Regions from separate parts of the Homo sapiens genome. Here all the other regions are linked to region 2. Evidence: chromatin loops called from intact Hi-C (ENCODE). Cell type or tissue: HCT116. All regions are shown on one strand.

The links. A loop is a pair of places that touch in the nucleus more often than their neighbours do. Peaks named below come from ENCODE experiments on the same cell type or tissue, not always from the same donor. Only the 100,000 strongest peaks of a DNase experiment are listed, where the experiment ranks them.
Region 1: a loop joins it to region 2, with 15 times the contacts of the local background. A loop is called at or near these places in 58 of 110 quality-filtered maps.
Region 3: a loop joins it to region 2, with 6 times the contacts of the local background. A loop is called at or near these places in 56 of 110 quality-filtered maps.

What each region holds. Positions count from the first base shown.
Region 1 is chr19:47,294,504-47,298,503 of GRCh38, forward strand. No RefSeq gene overlaps it. Among named protein-coding and RNA genes, the nearest start is that of C5AR1, 13 kb to the right of the region's middle. In HCT116, a CTCF peak has its summit at 1,786 (motif pointing right); a DNase peak (open chromatin) is centred at 1,808.
Region 2 is chr19:47,425,873-47,429,872 of GRCh38, forward strand. It overlaps SLC8A2 (solute carrier family 8 member A2), which reads right to left. Exons shown (of 10, transcript NM_015063.3): 10 at 2,145-4,000. Among named protein-coding and RNA genes, the nearest start is that of MEIS3, 8.3 kb to the left of the region's middle. RefSeq lists enhancers at 1,962-2,530, 2,320-2,614, 2,531-3,098, 3,300-3,594. In HCT116, a CTCF peak has its summit at 1,594 (motif pointing left); DNase peaks (open chromatin) are centred at 1,599 and 2,419; H3K4me3 peaks cover 1,552 bases; H3K27ac peaks cover 850 bases.
Region 3 is chr19:47,282,266-47,286,265 of GRCh38, forward strand. No RefSeq gene overlaps it. Among named protein-coding and RNA genes, the nearest start is that of INAFM1, 9.4 kb to the left of the region's middle. In HCT116, a CTCF peak has its summit at 2,223 (motif pointing right); a DNase peak (open chromatin) is centred at 2,246.

The sequences.
Region 1 (4,000 bases), 130 kb before region 2:
TCTGCAGCCTCTGTCTCCCAGGTTCAAGCAATCCTCCTGCCTCAGCCTTGTGAGTAGCTGGGATTACAGGTGTGTGCCACCAGGCTCGGCTGATTTCTTTGTATTAGTAGTAGAGACAGGGTTTCACGGTGTTGGCCAGGCTGGTCTTGAACTCCTGACCTCAAGGGATCTACCTGCCTCGGCCTCCCAAAGTGCTGGGATTACAGGTGTGAGCCACCGTGCCCGGCTCATGATCCTCCTTCCTCAGCCTCCCGAATAGCTGGAACTACAGGCACAAGCCCCATGTCTGGCTAATGAAAAACAAATTTTTTTTGAGAGATGGGATCTCACTATGTTGCCCAGACTGATCATGAACTCCTGGCCTCAGGCATTCCTCCTATCTTGGCCTCCCAAAGTGCTGGGATCACAGGCTTGAGCCACCACGCCGGCCCACTCCTCATCCTTCAGTGGGAAGATTCGGAGGTATTTTCTGCTTGGTTTCTCAGAGCATCCCCAGCCGTATTGAGCCCCGGTTTCCCCCAGCTGTGACGCACTGATCAGCACGCGCTTATTGGCTTTTCTCTCATTTCTTTCTTATTTTTTTTTTTTTGAGATGGAGTCTTACTCTGTCGCCCAGGCTGGAGTGCAGTGGTGTGTTCTTGGGTCAGTGCAACTTCCGCCTCCCGGGTTTAAGAGATTCTCCTGCCTCAGCCTCCCAAGTAGCTGGGATTACAGGCGCCCGCCAGCATACTTGGCTAATTGTTGTATTTTTAGTAGAGACAGGGTTTCACCATGTTGGTCAGGCTGGTCTCGAGCTCCTGGCCTCAGGTGATCTGCCTGCCTTGGCCTCCCAAAGTGCTGGGATTACAGGTGTGAGCCACTGCGCCTGGCCTTGTTTCTGACTTGGTTCTCTAACTCACTCCTGCTTCCTGGGATCACCTCCCAAATAAACTGCCATCACCCAAGTCATTGTCTCAGAATCTGCGTTTGGGGAACCCAAGCAAATCTGCCACTCTTCTGTAGATGTTGATGTAGTTTCATATGTATTTCTTTGCCCACAAGACCTTGTTACCTTCTTGGAGGGCTTATTAAAATGGAGAAAATTGCCAGGTGCAATGGCTCATGACTGTAATCCTAGCACTTTGGGAGGCTCAGACAGGCGGATCACTTGCGGTCAGGAATTCTAGACCACCCTGGGCAACATGGCAAAACCCTGTCTCTACTAAAAATACAAAAATTAGCCAGGCATGGTGGCACACGCCTGTAAACCCAGCTACTCGGGAGGCTGAGGCAGGAGAGTCGTTTGAATCCGGGAGGTGGAGGCTGCAGTGAGCCGAGATTGCACCACTGCACTCCAGCCTGGGTGACAGAGCAAGACTCTGTCTAGAAAAAAAAAAAAAGAATACAAATTGCTTATTTCCAAGAAAACATCTCTGCCGTGCTTTCAGATTTTCAGCTGATTACAAATCACGCACCCATGATCAAATCCAACAAGAGATAGACCCCCTGCCATAAAGGAAGAAGGCTGGCTGGGTGTAGTGGCTTATGACTGCAATCCCAGTGCTTTGGGAGGCTGAGGCAGGAGGATCTCCGAGGCCAGCAGTTCAAGACCAGCTTGAGCAATATAGCGAGACACCCCCTCATCTCTCCAATAATAATAAAAAAAATCAGCCAGGCATGGTGGCGCGTGCCTGTAGTCCAATCTACTCGGGAGGCTGAAGTGGGAAGATTGCTCCAGGAGTTCGAGTCTGCAGTTGGCTGAGATCTCGCCACTGCACTCCAGCCAGGGCGGTAGAGCCAAACCTTGTCTCAATAAAATCTCCACAAGGGGGCGCCATCTACATGATGATAGCAGGAAGGGAACCGGCCAGTGTCTCCTGGTGACGTACTCATTCAGCGCTTCTTATACCTTAAAGGTGACCAGGAATCACCTGGGGGTCTTGTTAAAATGCAGGTTCTAATTCAGCAGGGCTGGAGCAGGACCACAGCTCTTGCATTTCCCTCCCTCCTTCCTTCCTTCCTCCCTCCCTCCCTCCCTTCCTCCCTCCCTCCCTCCCTTCCTTCTCTTTCTTCTTTCTTTCCTTCTCTCTCTCTCTCTCTTTTTTTTTTTTTGACAGAGTCTCGCTCTGTCACCCAAGCTGGAGTGCAGTGGTGTGATCTCGGCTCACTGCAGCCTTCACCTCCTGGGTTCAAGCAGTTCTCCTGCCTCAGCCTTCCGAGTAGATGGTGTCAGGCCTCTGAGCCCAAGCTAAGCCATCATATCCCCTGTGATCTGCACGTATACATCCAGATGGCCTGAAGTAACTGAATAATCACAAAAGGAGTGAAAATGGCCTGTTCCTGCCTTAACTGATGACATTCCACCACAAAAGAAGTGAAAATGGCCAGTCCCTGCCTTAACTGATGACATTACCTCGTGAAATTCCTTCTCCTGGCTCATCCTGGCTCAAAAGCTCCACCACTGAGCACCTTGTGACCCCCCACCCCTGCCAGCCAGAGAACAACCCCCTCTGACTGTAATTTTCCTTTACCTACCCAAATCCTATAAAACAGCTCCACCCCATCTCCCTTCGCTGACTCCCTTTTTGGACTCAGCCCTCCTGCACCCAGGTGATTAAAAGCTTTATTGCTCACACAAAGCCTGTTTGGTGGTGTCTTCACACGGACGCGAGTGAAAGATGGGATCACAGGCCCCCACCACCACGCCCAGGTAATTTTTTGTATTTTTAGTAGAGACAGGGTTTCACTATGTTGGTCAGGCTGGTCTCGAACTCCTGGCCTCAGGCAGTCTACCTGCCTTGGCCTCCCAAAGTGCTGGATTACAGGCGTGAGCCACTGCGCCCCGCCAAGATCTTGCATTTCTAACATGTCCAGGAAGCTTGATGATGCGGATCGAGAAAACACACTTTGGTAGCGAGGGGGCTATGGCCTTAAAGTTGGGTAACTGAAGGGGACTCCCCACCTGGACCCGTTTGCCCTGTTCCTCAAGCCAGCTCAGGTTAGCATCTTCATTATTTTATTATTTGTATTTTTTTTGAGACAGAGTCTTGTTTTGTCACTCAGGCTGCAGTACAGTGGTGCAATCTCTGCTCACTGCAGCCTCCACCTCCCGGGTTGAAGTGATTCTCCTGCCTCAGCTTCCTAAATAGCTGGGATTACAGGCACCCGCCACCACTCCCAGCTAATTTTTGTATTTTTAGTAAAGATGGAGTTTAGCCATGTTGGCCAGGCTGGTCTTGAACTCCTGACCTCAAGTGATCTCCCCACCTCAGCCTCCCAAAGTGTTGAGATTACAAGCATGTGCCACCATGCCCATCTAATTTTTTTTTTTTTTTTTTTTTTTTTTTTTTTTTTGAGACGGAGTCTTGCTCTGTTGCCCAGGCTAGAGTGCAGAGGTGCGATCTTAGCTCACTGCAAGTTCTGCCTCCCAGGTTCATGCCATTCTCCTGCCTCAGCCTCCCGAGTAGCTGGGACTACAGGCACCCGCCACCATGCCCGGCTAATTTTTTTGTATTTTTAGTAGAGATGGGGTTTCACCATATGAGCCGGGATGGTCTCGATCTCCTGACCTCGTGATCTGCCCGCCTCAGCCTCCCAAAGTGCTGGGATTAAGGTGTGAGCCACTGTGCCCGGCCAATTTTTGTATTTTTAATCAAGACAGGGTTTCGCCATGTTGGCCAGGCTGGTCTCAAACTCAAGGCCTCGAGCAATCCTCCTACCTCGGCCTTCAAAGTGCTGAGATTATAGGTGTGAGTCCCTGCATCTGGTTCTAACTGTATTTTTGTACCCATTAACCCATTTTTCTTTATGTCTCCCTCCCACCTTCCCTTCTCAGCCTCAGGTAAGCAACATTCGACTCGAATCACACTCTTAAACACTTACAACTTTAGAATTAGAGAATTCTAGAATTTTCAGTGTAATAATATCAGCTTCCATTCTGTATTTTTTTTTTTTTTTAGTTGTTTTAGAGACACAGTCTTACTCTGTTGCCCAGGCTGGAGTGCAGTGGCACAATCACAGC
Region 2 (4,000 bases):
TCATCATCACGCATTTTCCAGATGAGGGAACTGAGGCACAGAGAAAGTCAGCCGCTACACTATGCTGCCTCCCAGGACAATGTTAATCACTCCCAAGCTGACCCCATAGAGCTCTTTGCATCCAGGTGAGAATCATGACCTTCGGGGTGAGGTGACGGGACAGGTGTGAAAGTCCTCATGTTTTCCAAGCCTCAAGCTCTCAATGTGTCTCTCTTTGCAGCTGAGACCTTACTCATCTTCCTGCACCAAGACTCTACACCCCCTTTGTTTGCATTTGTTAAGATGAAGGTGTCCCAGACCTGGCACGATGGTTCACGCCTGTAATCCTTTGGGATTACAGTAGTTCACTTTGGGAGGCTGAGGTGGGTGGATGACCTGAGGTAAGGAGTTCAAAGGAGTTTGAGAACAGCCTGGGCAACATGGTAAAACCTGTCTCTACTAAAAATACAACAATTGGCCAGGTGTGGTGGCGGGCGCCTGTAATCCCAGCTACTTGGGAGGCTGAGGCAGGAAAATCGTTTGAACCCGGGAGGTGGAGGTTGCAGTGAGCCGAGATCGCGCCATTGCACTCCAGCCTAGGCAAAAGGAGTGAAACTCCATCTAAAAAAAAAAAAATTTGAAGGTGTCCCTTGTCCCATTCTACATCGTGGAACTCATCCTGTCCCATCTTTGCCCTTCTACCTGTGAAACTTTGGGCACATTGCTTCACCTCTCTGAGCCTTAGTTTCCTCTTCCGTGGAATGGGGTGATGTATAGAACTGGCAATAGGTTTAAGCAGATCATGCTTGGGGGGGTCCCCATCACTGCCAGCTGCTGTTAGCACAGGCCTCCCTTGCTTTCCTGTGCCCCTGTAGTCAATGCCCTCTACTGCTCCTCCAGCAACCTCCCCTCCTCACATCAGGACTCTCCAGAGAGTGATCTACATGCCCTGACTCAATTTCCCCACCTCCCACTGCAGATCAGTGCACCGTCTGCCCCTACACCTTCCACAAACCTGTTCTCATCAAGGCCTAAAGCCAAAGGTCGATTTTTTTTTTTTTTTGGTAGTGGGGAGACAGGGTTTTTCTCTGTCACTCAGGCTGGAGTGCAGTGGTGCAGTCCTAGCTCACGGCAGCCTCGACCTCCTGGGCTCAAGCAATCCTCCTGCTTCAGCCTCCTGAGTATCTGGGACTACAGGCACATGCCACCACGCTTGGCTAACTTTTAAAGTTTGTGGAGACACGAGGACTCGCTATGTTGTCCAGGCTGGTCTTGAATTCCTAGGCTCAAGCGACCCTTCTGCTTTGGCTTCCCAAAGTGCTGGGATTACAGGCGTGAGCCACCATGCCGTGGGCCTATTGTCTTACCTTGGACTTCAGGTTGGGTGCGGCCGGTGGGAGGAAGTGGCAGGAGACTAGCAGGTGGGAGCAGAATGAGGTCGAGGTGCTTACTCTCCCGGCGCCCCGCTATCCCCAGTGCAGGTTGGTGATGCCTGTACTCTTCTACTCTACAGACTCAGGTCCCCAGGTCTCTGCAGCCTCGGGTGCCTCTGCTCACCCCTTCTAGCCCAGGTATGGCAACTGCTCCCTCTGCTGCTAGCCCTGGGGTACTACACCTTCCCTCGTTTTCCCCAACCCTGCCCACTCCTCAGTAGCCCTTTCACCCAACTCTCCCTGGCTACTCCGTTTGAATGAACACACCACCTCTCTCCTGCCAAGATGCACTCCCTGAACTCCCTCACGCAGCCCCATCCATTCTCTCTCTCAACCACTCCCTTCTCACCATCGCCCTCCCACCCTCCTACTCCCCTCTCCCCTCGTCTGCTGCCTCTGTCCCTGCTCCAGCCTTGTCCCTGGTCTCCCAGCCCCCAGTAGCCAGGAGGAACGTCTCATAAAATAAATCAGGTGATATCAACCGCCTGCCTCCTTCCCCCACTTAAATCCCTTGCAAAGCTCCCCTTTACTCTTAGGATATATTCCAAGCTCCCTAGAGTGGCTGATAAAGTCTCTTATGATTTGTCCTCAAGTTCACTCCCCACGCACCCCATACCTCGTTCATGATAACCATTTCCAGGGCTCTGAAAAAGCCATTATCTCCCAACTCTGCACACCTTTACACAGGCTGTGTCCTTTGGCACAACACACACACACACACCCCTCCTCCTGTAGGATCTGAGAAAATTACTTGCTTTATTTAGGAAACCCCATCAACCCCAGCTCTTTGGCTCAGGCAAATGAACGTCTCTCTTTTGTGTTCCCAGGATGCCCATAAAGAGAAACAGTTTGTGGCTCATGCATGGGGGCGTGGCTAGTGGAAGCCCCTGACTGAAGCAGGAAGGCGTGGCTGAAGCACGACTGATAAGTGGGGGTGTGATTAGTGGAAGAGCTAGGCTGATGAATGGGGGCGTGGTTAGTGGAAACCCGTAATTGACGGATGCGGGCGTAGCAAGTGGAGGAGCTTGGCTGATGAATGGGGGCGTGGTTAGTGGAAACCCACGACTGACGAATGGGGGCATGGAGAGTGGAGGTGCGTGGCTTGTGGAAGCCCATGACTGATGGATGGGGGTGTGGCTAGTGGAAGAGCTAGGCTGACGGATGGGGGCGTGGCTAGTGGAAGCTCATTACTGATGGGGGCGTGGCGAGTGGAAGAGCTTGGCGGCTGGACCCCGGCGCTGCTGCTATATGTGGGTGTGTCCCGCAGACGACCGCGGGCCGCAAAAACCCAGATTACTTGGTTTAACAGTTGCCCAAATCTCAGTCAGAGACCTTATTAGCCCCCTCCTCCTGAATCCCAGCTTCCCACGGGACTGTTTTTCAGGCAGAATTTCAAAGTTTTATGGCAACTTTTACAGAAATCACAGAAAAGAGACAGCGACTGATGATGAGCTGGGGGAGAGAAGGGTAGTGGGTAACGGGTCTGGGATGTTGGGGCTGAGCACAACAGGACGATAGAATGCTGAAAACCTGTGGGAAGCAGAAAGTTATGGGGGTAGTTGGGTCATCCTAGGGGCCCAAGGAGTGGGTGGCACTGCCCAAATGTGTCCTTTGGGCAGGAAACATCAACAGTAAGAAAATGCAGATGGCCTACCGACAGATGGAAGGCCTCCAAAGTTAAAAATGCCCACCCAGATCCCTTGGCCCAGTCCCATCCCCCCACCCATCCCCACCCCCCATCAGGCAGAGATGTGGCAGCATTTGCTGGCTTGTAGCATTGGTCCTCTGGGACCCTCGGTCTCCTCTTCGAGGGTCCTGCCCGGATTGGCTGGCACTGAGGGCAAAAGGAACCTTCCAGATTGTCAGGGGAGATCAACTGGACTCGCTTTGATTCCCGGCCTCCTCCCCAAAGCTGGTTCTCATGGCTGAGGGAGTCTGCTGCCCTCTCAAAAGTTGTCTGTCACCCCCTTTTCCCAAGACATGCACCCTCCCGCGTCCCCCCTCCCCCAAACACACTATATACACACACAAGCCCCTCCCTCCAAGGCGTGGCTGGGCTCTCAGAGGTAGTGGAGGGCGAGTGGGGGAGCTGGAATGTCTGAAGTTGCAGGTTCAAAATGTGCTTCCTCCGGCTAAGCCCTGGGACTGAAACCCCAAACTTCTCCCCTCGTCTCCGAGCCTGGAGAATGAGTGTCCTCCCAAGAACCCGAGTGGAGGGATTGGAAGGAACGGTGTGCGGCCTCCTTGCGCGCACACCCACCCGCTCCTCCCCGCCGGGGCTGAGCGGAGCTCCCTGAGGGCTGGGGGGAAGGGCTGGGAGCTGAGACGGCCTCTGACAGCCTCCTTCGAGGGTCCCCCAGGGAGGGTGGGTTCTGAGGCTCTGGGACATGGGGTGAAGTGGGGGGGGGGTCACTAGGGGAAGGGAGACTTTGGGGGCAAAGCCAGGCTGGGTGACCAAGGAGAGAGACCTTAAACTCCCCAGGATGGTTACTGGGGGTGGTTCCCTGGGGAGGGGACTGGGGTGGAAATTTCCCCAGGGATATAGACGGTCACCAACAGGATGGGCTGGAGTTGGGGTCACCGCAGGG
Region 3 (4,000 bases), 140 kb before region 2:
CTGCCTCGGCCTCCCAAAGTGCTGGGATTACAGGGGTGAGCCACCGTGCCCGCCTGCTTCATTCCTTTTTATGGCTAAATAACATTCCATTGGCCGGGCGCAGTGGCTCATGCCTGTAATTCCAGCACTTTGGGAGGCCGAGGTGCGTGGATCACCTGAGGTCAGAAGTTCAAGACCAGCCTGGCCAACATGGTGAAACCCAGTATCTACTAAAAACACAAAAATTAGCCAGGTGTAATGGTGCACACCTGTAATCCCAGCTATTCAGGAAGCTGAGACAGGAGAATTGCTTGAACCAGGAGGTGTAGGTTGCAGTGAGCTGAGATCGCACCACTGCACTCCAGCCTGGGCGACAGAGTGAGACTCTGTCTCCAAAAAAAATTTCCATTGTATGGATAGGCCACATTTTGCACATTTTGTTTATCCGTTCATTTGTTGATAGACAGTTGGGTTGCTTCCACCTTCTGGCTATTGTGAATAGTGCTGCTGTGAGCATGCATGTACAATATTTTGTTTGAACTTTTTTTTGGGCAGAGTCTCGCTCTGTTGCCCAGGCTGGAGTTCAGTGATGCAGTCATAGCTCACTGCAGCCTCCAACTCCTGGGCTCAAACAGTCCTCCTGCCTCAGCCTCCTGAGGAGCTGGGACTACAGGTGTGCGCCACCATGCCTGGCTAAATTTTTATTTTTTTGTAGAGACAGGATCTCCCTATGTTGTCCAGGCTGGTTTTGAATTCCAGGGCTCAAGTGATCCTCCTGTCTTGGCCTCCCAAAGTGTAAGAGATTACAGGCATGAGCTACCATGCCCCGCCTGATAATCTGTGTTTCATTTATGGAGGAACTACCAAACAAAATCTGTATATATATATATATTTTTTGGGACGGAGTTTGGCTCTTGTTGCCCAGGCTGGAGTGCAATGGTGCGATCTGGGCTCACTGCAACCTCCGCCTCCCAGGTTCAAGCGATTCTCCTGCCTCAGCCTCCCGAGTAGCCGGGATTACAGGCACGCACCACCACGCCTGGCTAATTTTTATTTTTAGTAGAGACAGGGTTTCACCATGTTGGCCAGGCTGGTCTCGAACTCCTGACCTCAGGTGATCCACCCGCCTCGGCCTCCCAAAGTGCTGGGATTACAGGCGTGAGCCACCACGTCCACTATGCCCAGCCCTGAATATTCACATTTTTTGCTGCAAAAATATTACCACGTCTGATGGGAGAGAAGGGGGCGCCTGCATCAGGCCTCTGAGAGTGTTACATAATGCATGGTATTCACTCAAAATTGCCTTTCTAAAATTGGAACAATTCTGAGTTCTGCAACTCATCTGTCCCCAAGGACTCCTGCTAAGGGCTTGCGGACCTGTAATTTGGCCCACTGCCAAACCTAGATTCATCTTAATTATTTGCTCAACATTTATTTAATGGCTCAGGGAAAAAACTAACTTTCTGGTAATTTTTTAAAAGTAGAGAATGACGTTCATTTAGTAAGTTCCCATTGTCAATGACATGCTATTTTTAGTGTTGTGTGGTTAGGCGAATGCGTGTTTGTGTTTGTGACGGCCTGGATGAGTGTGTCTGTGCATGAGGGTGTGGTTTTTGTGTGACTGAGTGTGTATATGTGAGTGTGAGTATGTAAGTGTGAATGTGTGTATTTGACTGTTTCAGTGTGCATCTGTGTGATTGGGTGTATAAAAGTGTGTTTGCTCCTCTAATCGCAGCACTTTGGGAAGCCGAGGTGAGAGGATTGCTTCAGCTCAAGTTCAAGACCAGTCTGGGCAATATAGCAAGACCAAGTTTCTACAAAACATTAAAAGATTAGCAGATTAGCGGGGTGCGGTGGCGTGCACCTGTGGTCCCAGCTACTTGGGAGGCTGAGGCAGGAGGCTCTCTTGAGCCTAGGAGGTCAAGGCTGCAGTGAACTGTAATTGCACCGCTGCAATCCAGCCTGGGTGGTGACAGCGAGGACCTGTGTCAAAAAAGTATGCGTGCATGTCTAGTTGAGTCTGTGTGTGATTGTACATTGAGTGTGACTGTGGGTCTGTGTGTGTGTGTGTGCATGTGTGAGAACGTGTATGAGAAGAGGCATGGTGCAGGGTTTAAGGTTTATATACTGAAAGAAAGTTCTCATTTCAGGCGACATCTGTGCCCTCTGCTATTAGAATTTCAGCGGACTCCACAAAATCAGCAAAGAAATAGTGTGCTGTCAATCAATACCCTTTTTGTCCACTAGAGGTCGCCTGTCTACTTTGAGCAGAGGAAACTAATCTATATTTTTACATTTAGTTGCTGGGAGTTTGCAGACACTTCCAGAGATGTGGGAGGTAGGAGTGTGGGGATGAGAGGTGGAGACGTGTGTGTGTGTGTGTGTGTGTGTGTGTGCGCGTGTGTGTAGTTTAGCTATTGCCTTTACTCACCTCAGCTGTACATAGAGCAGCGATCCTCAAACTTACTAGTCTCAAGACTCTTTCATTCTTTCTTTTTTAGACAGGGTCTTGCCCTGTTGCCCAGGCTGGAGTGCAGTGGCCTGCTCATGGCTCACTGCAGCCTTGAACTCCTGGGCTCAAGCGATCCTCCCATTTCAGCCTCCCAAGTAGCTGGGACCACAGGCATGCACCACTATGTCTAGCTAATTTTTAAAATATTTAGAAGAGATGGGGGGTCTTGCTATGTTGCCAGGCTGGTCTTGAACTCCTAGACTGAAGCCATCCACCTGTATCGGCCTCCCAAAGTGCTGGGATTGCAGGTGTGAGCCACCACACCTGGGTGAGATGAATACTATTATAAAAGAGCAAGTTCAGCCCCCTTTTGCCTCTTTGCCTTTCTGCTCTCTGCTATGTAAAGATAAAGCATTCCTGCTCTGTGGAGCAGGAATTCAAGGAGGTATCTTGGCTTCAGAATCACCCAACCTGCCAGTACCTTGACATTGGACTTCCCAGCCTCTAGAACCATGAGCTAATAAATTTCTCTTTATAAATTCAAGGAGGTATCTTGGCTTCAGAATCACCCAACCTGCCAGTACCTTGACATTGGACTTCCCAGCCTCTAGAACCATGAGCTAATAAATTTCTCTTTATAAATTACCCAGGCTGTGGTGTTATTTTATTTTTTATTTTTATTTATTTATTTATTTATTTTTGAGACAGAGTCTCACTCTTGTTGCCCAGGCTGGAGTGCAGTGGCGCAATCTCAGCTCATTGCAGCCTGAGCCTCCCGGGTTCAAGCGATTCTCCTGCCTCAGCCTCCCGAGAAGCTGGGATTGTAGGCACCCGCCACCATGCCTGGCTAATTTTTGTTTGTATTTTTAGTAGGTACGGGGTTTCACCATGTTGGCCAGGCTGGTCTCAAACTCCTGACCTTAGGTGATCCACCTGCCTTGGCTTCCCAGTTTCCCAAAGTGTTGGGATTACAGGTGTGAGCCACTGCACCCAGCCTGTAGTATTTTTTTGGGGGGATGAAGTTTTGCTCTTGTCACCCAGGCTGGAATGCAATGGCATGATTTCGGCTCACTGCAACCTCCGTCTCCTGGGTTCAAATGATTCTCCTGCCTCAGCCTCCCTAGTAGTTGAGATTAGAGGTGCCCGCCACCACGTCCGGCTAATTTTTATATTTTTAGTAGAGACAGGGTTTCATCATGTTGGCCAGGCTGGTCTCGAACTCCTGACTTTACGTGATCCACCCGCCTCAGCCTCCCACAGTGCTTGGATTACAGTTGTGAGCCACTGCGCCCGGCCTGTGGTATTATTTTATAGCAGCGCTGAATGGATGGAGACAGTGGTTGGTCCTAATCCTCAATGTGATGATATTGGGAGGTGTGGCCTTTTGGAATTAGTGCCTTTTTTTGTTGTTTTTTGTTTTTTGAGTCTATCGCCGAGGCTGGAGTGCAGTGGCACGATCTCCGCTAACTGCAGCCTCCACCTCCCGGGTTCAAGCAATTCTCATGAAACCCCGTCTCTACTAAAAATACAAAAAAAAAAAAAATTAGCCAGGCTTGGTGGTGGGCACCT